Linked DNA regions of Homo sapiens: regions 2 and 3 are each linked to region 1. A link is a contact called in ENCODE Hi-C data. All regions are on one chromosome and are shown on one strand. Each heading gives the region's core, a stretch centred on a gene start or an enhancer-like site at or near the end of the contact. The rest is flanking DNA. Distances are from core to core; before and after follow the strand shown. Region 1 holds the start of SCFD1 (sec1 family domain containing 1). Region 2 holds the start of BRMS1L (BRMS1 like transcriptional repressor). Region 3 holds the start of RALGAPA1 (Ral GTPase activating protein catalytic subunit alpha 1).

The links. Hi-C counts contacts between places; a loop is a spot of excess contacts on that map. Pooled maps may share reads with other maps.
Region 2: a map of CD8-positive, alpha-beta T cell shows a loop between it and region 1 (5-fold over the local background). The contact joins the promoter of BRMS1L here to the promoter of SCFD1 in region 1. A Hi-C loop is called at or near these places in 1 of 168 maps with a recorded cell type or tissue (CD8-positive, alpha-beta T cell), 1 of 37 single-sample maps with no recorded cell type and 12 of 50 pooled maps.
Region 3: a pooled map shows a loop between it and region 1 (5-fold over the local background). The contact joins the promoter of RALGAPA1 here to the promoter of SCFD1 in region 1. A Hi-C loop is called at or near these places in 8 of 50 pooled maps.

The regions. Positions count from the first base shown.
Region 1 is chr14:30,620,682-30,623,733 of GRCh38, forward strand. SCFD1 (sec1 family domain containing 1) reads left to right here and starts at 1,638. Exons shown (of 25, transcript NM_016106.4): 1 at 1,638-1,718. The coding sequence starts at 1,658. RefSeq lists enhancers at 972-2,171, 1,241-1,920.
Region 2 is chr14:35,824,726-35,827,777 of GRCh38, forward strand. It overlaps BRMS1L (BRMS1 like transcriptional repressor), which reads left to right and starts at 1,613. Exons shown (of 10, transcript NM_032352.4): 1 at 1,613-1,933. The coding sequence starts at 1,792. RefSeq lists silencers at 1,654-1,753, 2,004-2,173.
Region 3 is chr14:35,807,746-35,810,797 of GRCh38, forward strand. It overlaps RALGAPA1 (Ral GTPase activating protein catalytic subunit alpha 1), which reads right to left and starts at 1,550. Exons shown (of 42, transcript NM_001346249.2): 1 at 985-1,550. The coding sequence starts at 1,090. RefSeq lists enhancers at 1,200-1,760, 1,597-1,696 and a silencer at 1,277-1,516.

The DNA of each region.
Region 1 (3,052 bases), core at 388-2,887:
TGCAGTGGCGCGATCTCTGCTCACTGCATCCTCCGCCTCCCAGGTTCAAGCAGTTCTTCCTGCCTCAGCCTCCCCAGTAGCTGGGATTAAAGGCGCCCACCACCACACCCGGCTAATTTTGTATTTTTAGTAGAGACCGGGTTTCACCATGTTGGCCAGGCTGGTCTCGAACTACTGACGTCAGGTGATCTGCCCACCTCTACCTCCCAAAGTGCTGGGATTACAGGCGTGAGCCACCGCACCCGGCAGAGATTATGTAATAAGATAACCTGTTTTAAATGTCACAAAAATAAATTTTTATTAATGAAAAAAGCCAGTGTTTCACACTATAAAACAATATATAATCGTTAGGCTAACCATTTCATTTATATAATTGTGAAAGTTAAGCTTTTGAGGTACAGAGTGATTTCATTTCAGAATTTGGTGCAACTTCATAATGAAGCGTCATCAATGAACTCGGGAAATGAGGTGTCATTGTGTATCCATTTTGGTCATACAGTAAAATCTATGGATTAAGTTAGAAATCATCTATCCCATATATTTTGCGGTCACGTGGCTTCAAGTGTACATTAAACCGCCAGCACAAGACCAGCCTGGCCAACATGGTGAATCCCCGTCTCTACAAAAAAAAAAAAAAAAAATTTAGCCGGGCGTGGTGACCCCTGCCTATAGTCCCAACTAGTGGGCAGTCTGAGGTGGAAGGATAGTTTGGGAGGATCGCTTGAGTCCGGGAGGTCGAGACTACAGTGAGCCGAGATTCTGCCACTGCACTCCAGCCTGAGCGACAGACAGTGAGATACTATCTCAAAAACAAAACAACAACAAAAACCAGCACATCAGCCTGGCCTGATGGTGTGCCCCTGTAGTCCCTAGCTACTTGGGAGACTGAAGCAGGAGGATCGTTTGACCGTCAGAATTTGAGGCTGCAGTGATCCCTGATTGCGCGCTCCAGCCTAGGCAACACACCCCACTACTGCTTGACTTCCTTCCCACGGCAAGGTGATTTTGCAATTACTACAAGGAAAGAGGAGAAATGCTAATTTCTCATTTTGTACCTCCCTGGATCCCGTGTCCATGCCGGCAGAACGCCACCATAAAGCTACACCTTTTTTTTTAAAGAGATGCGACTGAGAAATATGCCAGATCAGAGTAATGCTCCAATGCTTTCCGTTTCTCTGGAGAAAGGAGCAAAGGGAAGACTCCTGCTGCACTGAGAAACGAGAGCTAACGTTAAAATGTTGCCTGTGTTTCAGGAGCTTCATTTACTTCAGTCCTGTGGTCCTTATACTCCTAGAGCATTATCACCCTTTAAGTGCTCTGTAAGTCACCAAACCAACAGTTCAGTAATTAGGTTCTTAGCACTACACGCTCCTACCCTAACAGCTCAATTTAATGTTGCTACCATTTGAGAGAGTGTGGCTTGATTCGGTAGGATAAAAACTCTTAGTATTCGCCTAACATTACGGGCCACTGAATTAACCTGCACCGGGTCTCCCAGTTCTACCGAGAGTGGAGGTCTTCCTGGAGGAGGTGGGGTCCGGAACTCAGGCACACCCTTTGGCCCCGCCCTTCCGGGCTTTGCTTCCGGGGCGGTAAGGGCAGCCACGTCATCCCCCCGCTCCGCTCCCCAGCCGGGCAGTGGCTCGTGGGAGCCAAGATGGCGGCGGCGGCGGCAGCGACAGCAGCAGCAGCAGCCAGTATTCGGGAAAGGCAGACAGGTACTGACTTATTCTCTTCTCCTTGAAGCTTCGTGACTGCCCCGACGACATCCTTCTCCTCTGGTGCGTGCAGCTCAGAGACCGATCTCCAGGAGTTTAATCCAGTCCCTAGAACATCAAGAGCCCCTCCCCTTTGAGTTTTTGGGGAGAAGTTGCCATTAGCTTGAGGACTCGGTTCCTCCTGTGGTGCAGGAGAAGGAGCTTCAGCGGTGGGCGGATTGCTACGGCCCTGCTCTTGTCTCCTTCCTAGTGGGCATCAGAAGGCCATCACAACAAGATCTAGCAGCTGATAGCTTCTTATCTATGTTGCCACCTATGAGGTCTCCGAGTTTCTGTGCGTGGTTCAGTTCTCCTGGTTTTGATTTTTAAGAGAACTCCCATTTTCTGACACTCAGAGAATTTAGGTATTTTCACAGCGGCTTGCTTTGCGCCACTTCTCTACTTCGGACCAGTCTTTTGGGGGTACCTGCAGAAAAATGCCTGGTGATAAACATTTTCTCCTTCAGCTTGCTGGAAGGCATTGAAGAATGGCAAAACAAATGAATTAATAGCTTTCTCATTTTAATTGTTTGACACATTGTTTTAAAATAATATTTTATCTTCAATAGAGCATGTTTATATAGCTTCTATTTATGCAGAGAAATGTAAAAAGGCACATATTCTTCTCTTGAGTTTTGGGTTTTTTTCCGTCTTAGAAATTAGTTTTGCCTTACTTGAAAACTTCTCATGACAACTTGGTTTATACCTGTTAGCTACAAACTAAAGGTTTATACTTGTTAACTAGTTGTCTTAAAAGTTTTCAAGCAATTTATTCTGAGGAGCTAATAGAAATAAGGCATCAAGAATGTGCATACTTGGAATTCTGTTTCCTGAAATTATGCTCTGTTGGATATAAATATGAATAGGAAAATAAATTTATAATTCATATGACCTACAGAAGGGATTTGGGCTGTACTTGATTCCTTCCTTTGGCATTTAAAGAAAAAGTGATAGACTTCAATTTAGTAATGACACACAAAAGATACTGAGTTGCGTTCTGCTTTTCCCAGTAAATAATTTAGTATAACCTATCAGGTGAAGTCAGGCATAACTAAATATAGGGAAGTTCAAATAAGATTTGGGGCATACCTGCCATTCGTTGTATATGTTTAAACAAATGGAAGCTCCATTTGTTTTAATACTGTGTTTCTGATGACTATACTACATATTAAAATAACGTGTCAGTAAAACTGTACCAATACAAGAGAGCTTTTTGAAAAATAAATTTGCGTGGCCGTAAACTTGTATGCAGAAATTTTGTAGATCATTAAAATCTAATCGTTTGTATTTCTGCA
Region 2 (3,052 bases), core at 363-2,862, 5.2 Mb after region 1:
GGCTGACCCCCACCTCCCTCCCGGACGGGGTGGCTGCCGGGCGGAGACGCTCTTCACTTCCCAGACGGGGTGGCTGCCGGACGGAGGGGCTCCTCACTTCTCAGACGGGGCGGCTGCCGGGCGGAGGGGCTCCTCACTTCTCAGACGGGGCGGTTGCCGGGCAGAGGGTCTCCTCACTTCTCAGACGGGGTGGCCGGGCAGAGACGCTCCTCACCTCCCAGACGGGGTCGCGGCTGGGCAGAGGCGCTCCTCACATCCCAGACGGGGCGGCGGGGCAGAGGTGCTCCCCACATCCCAGACGATGGGCTGCCAGGCAGAGACGCTCCTCACTTCCTAGATGGGATGGCGGCCGGGCAGAGACGCTCCTCACTTTCCAGACTGGGCAGCCAGGTAGAGGGGCTCCTCACATCCCAGACGATGGGCGGCCAGGCAGAGACGCTCCTCACTTCCCAGACGGGGTGGCGGCCGGGCAGAGGCTGCAATCTCGGCTCTTTGGGAGGCCAAGGCAGGCGGCTGGGAGGTGGTTGTAGCGAGCCGAGATCACGCCACTGCACTCCAGCCTGGGCACCATTGAGCACTGAGTGAACGAGACTCCGTCTGCAATCCCGGCACCTCGGGAGGTCGGGGCTGGCGGATCATTCGCGGTTAGGAGCTGGAGACCAGCCCGGCCAACACAGCGAAACCGTCTCCACCAAAAAAATACGAAAACCAGTCAGGCGTGGCGGCACGCGCCTGCAATCGCAGGCACTCGGCAGGCTGAGGCAGGAGAATCAGGCAGGGAGGTTGCAGTGAGCCGAGATGGCAGCAGTACAGTCCAGCTTCGGCTCGGCATCAGTGGGAGACCGTGGAAAGAGAGGGAGAGGGAGACCGTGGAGAGGGCGAGGGCGAGGGCGAGGGCGAGGGAGAGGGAGAGGGAGCTATGTACCCTTTTTTTGAGAAAGTACATCTGGTTAAGTATGTATTTTTCATTGAAAACTAAAGTTAAATCAGGACTGATGGCATTTTCCGACTGCATTTGGTAAAAAATAAATGCCAAAAATATTAGATTGAAAATGCCAAGATAAAACTTCCTTACCTTCTGTATTGTAAAAGTTTCAAGAATAATTTAAAGATTTTTGCACAACACAGAAAGTGCAAGTTATCGTCTATAGTTAATAATTAAATAAAACAGTTTATTAATGGTAGGTAATAAAGGTGCTTAGTAAAACAGATGGTTCTCCAGTTCCCCAGGCTCAATGAGCAGGCAAAGATCCTTTTAGGCAAAAGACATTTTCACATCTAACAGTAACATCTCTGATGGTCAGGCAGGTCAAACAATCACTTGGCGGGAAATAGATAAATACAGACTAAATTCGCACAATCTGTTTCTGTTTAGTTTATAAACTGCGATCCAGAGTGTCAGCTTTCGTGCCTTGTGGGACTTGAAGTCCAGAAGGAAGAAGTGATCAGGGCTGCCGAGGGATGGAAGCGTGCAGCCCCTGCAGGTCTGAGACCTACGAACTACAACTCCCGGCAAGCATCGGAAGGCCGCGTCGTAATTGCGGGCAACCAATCGTACCAGAGCAGGGCAAGCCCCCGCCCTCTGGCTCGGTGGAAGGCCTCCGCCAATGGCAGAGCTCCCATCGCAGAGCCTGCGGGTTAGGTTGTGAGGCCCGGGCCGGGGGCGGGGAGGAGCCAAGGGGGCGAGCAAGCTCGGTGGCTGGGTGGGTTGGGGCGTTCCGCGCGCCCTTCATTGAAGCGGCGGTGGCCGGGCTGGGCGCCGGTAGTGGAAAGCGACGGCGCGGCTGGAAAATGCCAGTCCATTCCCGAGGGGATAAGAAGGAGACCAACCATCACGATGAGATGGAGGTGGACTACGCCGAAAATGAGGGGAGCAGCTCCGAGGACGAGGACACTGAGAGCTCGTCGGTCTCCGAGGATGGAGATAGCTCAGGTGCGCGACCCACTGCTGGGACCCTGAGTCCCCGCGCCCAGCGCGCGACAGGCCGCTCTCCGCACGCCAGGCGGCTGCGTCCTGCTGGGAAAGCGGGGCGGGGACAGAGGGAAGGGGCGGAGACTGGCTCTGGGCCCTGGGCTGCACCCTGACCGGTCGCTGGGCGCTGTCTGGCTCCTGATGGGTCCCGGCGGCGGGGCGGGGCGGGCCTGGGCTTGTCCAGCTCCCAAACGCGGCGTGGTCCTGCCCCCGGTGGTGCTCTGGAGCGACCAGCCCAGGCGGACAACTTCCCGCAGCAGACAAACTGGAAATGCCTCCTCTCCCCAGCCCACCGACCTCTTTCCCTATTTTCACCTTTGCAACCCTCACTTCTCAGCGCAAGTGAGTTGCCGGGACAGAGGGTCGGCTTAGTAATTAACCTCAGTTTGCAAGTCAACTTGCCGGTCAGCACTTTTACATCAGTGTCTTTTCGGGGGCTAACTTGAGAGCGGTCCCGTTCAGTAGCTCCCTGAAGTTTGCAAGACTGAGAGGAAGGGACCAACATTCGGGCTCATTTTGGATCTTCATATGCTTATAAATTGGCTGAGTTTTGGCAGCGTTGAAAATTCTCCAAGTCTTTTCTTCCCTTCAGTTTTTTCTAACTTTGGGCTGTTTTAAATTATTTTGGGTGGGGGAGGAGGGCAGATTAACACTACAAATAAATTTTGCAAACTTTTAGGAATGGTTATTCTAAAGTGAAATGGAATTTGTGATTACCGGGATTATTTTCTTTCGATTCAAATGATGGAGATGAGACTGACTTCTTTGTCTTGGCCTGATTTTGGTCATGTAAAGGAAGCATTGATGATAGGTTGATGACAGCCTAGTATCACCCAGATGCCCTCTTTTCATGTTTCCCTTGCAAAGCAAATCTCCATGGAAGGATATAATTTCAATCAGTAAATCAGCCATCCAAAAATATTTATGAGTGACTTCTTTGTGCAGCACTGGACAGTACTCAATATGAGGGATAAATAGTTATTATCTGGGCTCACTTAAAAAGCTATCATAAGTCACCACTTGATTAAATTGCCAAATGAATGCTTAACTAAATGTTGCTGTAGGAATTCAGAGGCAGAG
Region 3 (3,052 bases), core at 300-2,799, 5.2 Mb after region 1:
ATGTACCTCAAATAAGGGACTTACTTTTTTCACTAAATAAACATCACTTTCCAAAACAAATACGCATCAGGAGGACAGCTCGAGATAAACTCTGAACTAGGATTCAGGCATCTGGATGAATGCATCTTCTTCAGCCAGTTCCACCATTAACTCTAAGTATCAACACAGGCGAAATAATTTTCCTTTTCATCTCAAATGTCTTCATCTAAAAAATCCAACTACTGGACCAGATGTTCCATAAGTATTATTACAGCCTTTATCAGCCTACCAAATGACTAAGTATTCAAAAGAGTCGATTAACATTATATTCAAAACTTAGAGCACTGTTTGGTCTACCAGCAAAACAGAACTTAAGGGCAGACGATAAAAAAAATATTTTTAATTAAAAATAGAATTATATACAATTCTCGAGAAGCAAAGGATGAGTTAAACTACCTATAATAGTTCTCCCTCTAAATGACTAGTGATGAACAAGGTGCATTAACAAAAGGGCGGGGCTCCTTCCCACAGCTTTTTGGGAACCGCCCACTTCCCAAAGAGGTGTAACTGCTACCTCCTTGTCTTCATCTGCCAAGAAACTTGAAAGATTAAGGTTTATATTGTCTGAGAGAGGATTTTATTTTTCTTTTTACTTGGGTGGGGTTGGCAGTAGTCATCTGGCAAACATATCCTATAAACACCATTATCCACAACGCCAGGTCTCCCCACAAAGTCTTAAAGATCTAAGTTTTTAGAGTAATACCAATTTTAAAAAATAAGTTCAGACTATTAACTCAAAATTAGATTACTGTGTTAACAGTAATCAGTGCTGCCAACTGCCAAGTTTTCGCTTCTCCGAATTATTCACCCTCCCGCGTCTCCGCAGAGGCTACGATTTGCCCTCTCCTGCACCGCGCCAGGTCCCGAGAGAGAGTCCGCAGGGGCTCCCAGGAGAGGGAAGGCCGGGCAACCCAGGCCTCGGCGCTGCCACCCCTCGCTCCTCACCGATGACGATGCGCAGGTGCTTGAGGCGAGTCAGTGCGTCCTTCTTGGTGTCTAGCACCTTCTGGGTGGACTTCTTCACGTCCCCGTGCGGCTTCTTGGAGAACATCCTGTCGCTGCCACTGCCACTGCCACTGCCACAGCCGGCTCCCAGCCGGGTCCCGGCGGCAGAAAGTGGAGGGAGTGGACGGGGAGGAGACTAGCCAGAGAGGCTCATTAGCTCCCCAGCCTTGCGGGCCAGGGCAGAGCCGACTCCTTCCCGATCCAGGCCAGGGCCGCCACCTCCACCCGCCTCGCGCCGCGGCTCCAAGGCACCTTCGGCCCCAGCTCCAATATGGCGGATCCCTCTCCCGGCCCTGCACGGAGCGAGGCAGACCCGGGCTGGCCGCCTGCCGCCGCCGCTCGTCTCCAGCGGCCGCCGCTCGCCGCCACAGGCCGGGGCCCCGGACCCAGAGCCACGAAGGTGGAGCTCTCGGCGGCAGGAGCACAACTCTCTCCCTGAGGCCCCCTTAAGGTTGAAGCTTCTTTAGCAGCTTACACCCTGCAGAGGCCGAAACGGAGACGAGTGTGGTAGTGATGGGGTTTCACGACTCTGCCGTCGGTGGCGAACGGTGTCCGTGGCAACCGCCTTCTGACGTCAAGAGTTCTTGACGTCATGCCAGCATGAGATCACCCGTGGCACTCCCCGCCTTGGTTTCCTGTGTAAGCAGCCAAAGGAGAATCTCAAGAAAGGCAAGGAAGGTAGTTACTGCGTGCTCCATTGTAAGCCAAATGATAGTAATAAGCAAAGAGAAGTAATCTTTATTAAATATGTCCATGATTTATCTTTGAAAATGTGCATAAGTTGTTGTGGCCACCAGATCCTCTAGCAGAAAGATAAACGAAGTTACAGTTGGGCAATTTATTCTGTCCTAAATCTATTACTAATAATATTTCCTGCACTATGTATGTGATTTCTTTCATATTTTTTCTATTTGCAATATCCCTGTTTTTTGCTGCAAACAACTTGACAACAGAAAGGCTTAAGCAGAGGTATCTAGGTTTTTTAAATAAAAGTAATCTTGCTTTCCTTTTCTATTGTGCTTTTAAAAATCTTTTCCCCATCTGCACCCCACATAAAGATGAATATATTGTCAGTTTTTCCTCTGCAAAGAAGAATTCAAGGTTCTTATTACATTGATGGAGTCATCTGAAGAATCTGCAATAGCTGAAAAAAATCCGTGAAATTCTGAATGACATAAATTGAAATTTTTATTGGAACCCTTTTTTTTTTTTTCCTTTTTCCTTTTCTTTCCAGACAGGGTCTCTGTGTCCCAGGCAGAAGTGCAGTGGTGTGATCTCAGCTCACTGAAGCCTCGAACTCCCAGGCTCAGGTGATGCTCCCACCTCAGCCTACCGAGTAGCTGGGACCACAGGTGCGCGCCACCACATCCAGCTAATTTTTGTGTTTTTTGTAGAGACGGGGTTTCGCCATTTTGCCCAAACTGGTCTAAAACTCCTAGACTCAAGTGATCCGCCCGCCTCAGCCTACCAAACTGCTGGGATTACAGGCGTGAGGCCACTGCGCCTGGCCAGGAACATTTCCTCCACAAAATAATTTGATAAAGAGTGAGTTTGCTTGTTTGAACTGTTTCCTTCTATGTTCTCACCCATAGCAATAGACTTGTCCAATGAAATATGTGATTAACATAGAAAAATAACAAAATCAGCAAAGAAGAGAGATGTAAGACATTTGCCAAAATTATGTTAAAATATAGTGCTTTGCTTAATGGTAGTTTGTTTCAACAACAATCCTATATTTTTTAAAGTACAAAAAATTTATTCAGTTTCTACATGTAGGGTTTGTTTGTATCATCAAACTTACAAGCCATACATGTTTTGAGGAAGCTTATAACATAATAGAAAAATAAGGGGATTGTTCAAGAGATTTTAGTTCTAGTTCCTCTCAGCATCAGTTTTCTTATTAATAAAATCAAAATAAGGTCTGTCCCTCACAGTTTCGTGAAATTTAGGCAATAATACAATGTTTTCAAGCATGATCTTTAGAATTACATAGACCTAAATTAGACAT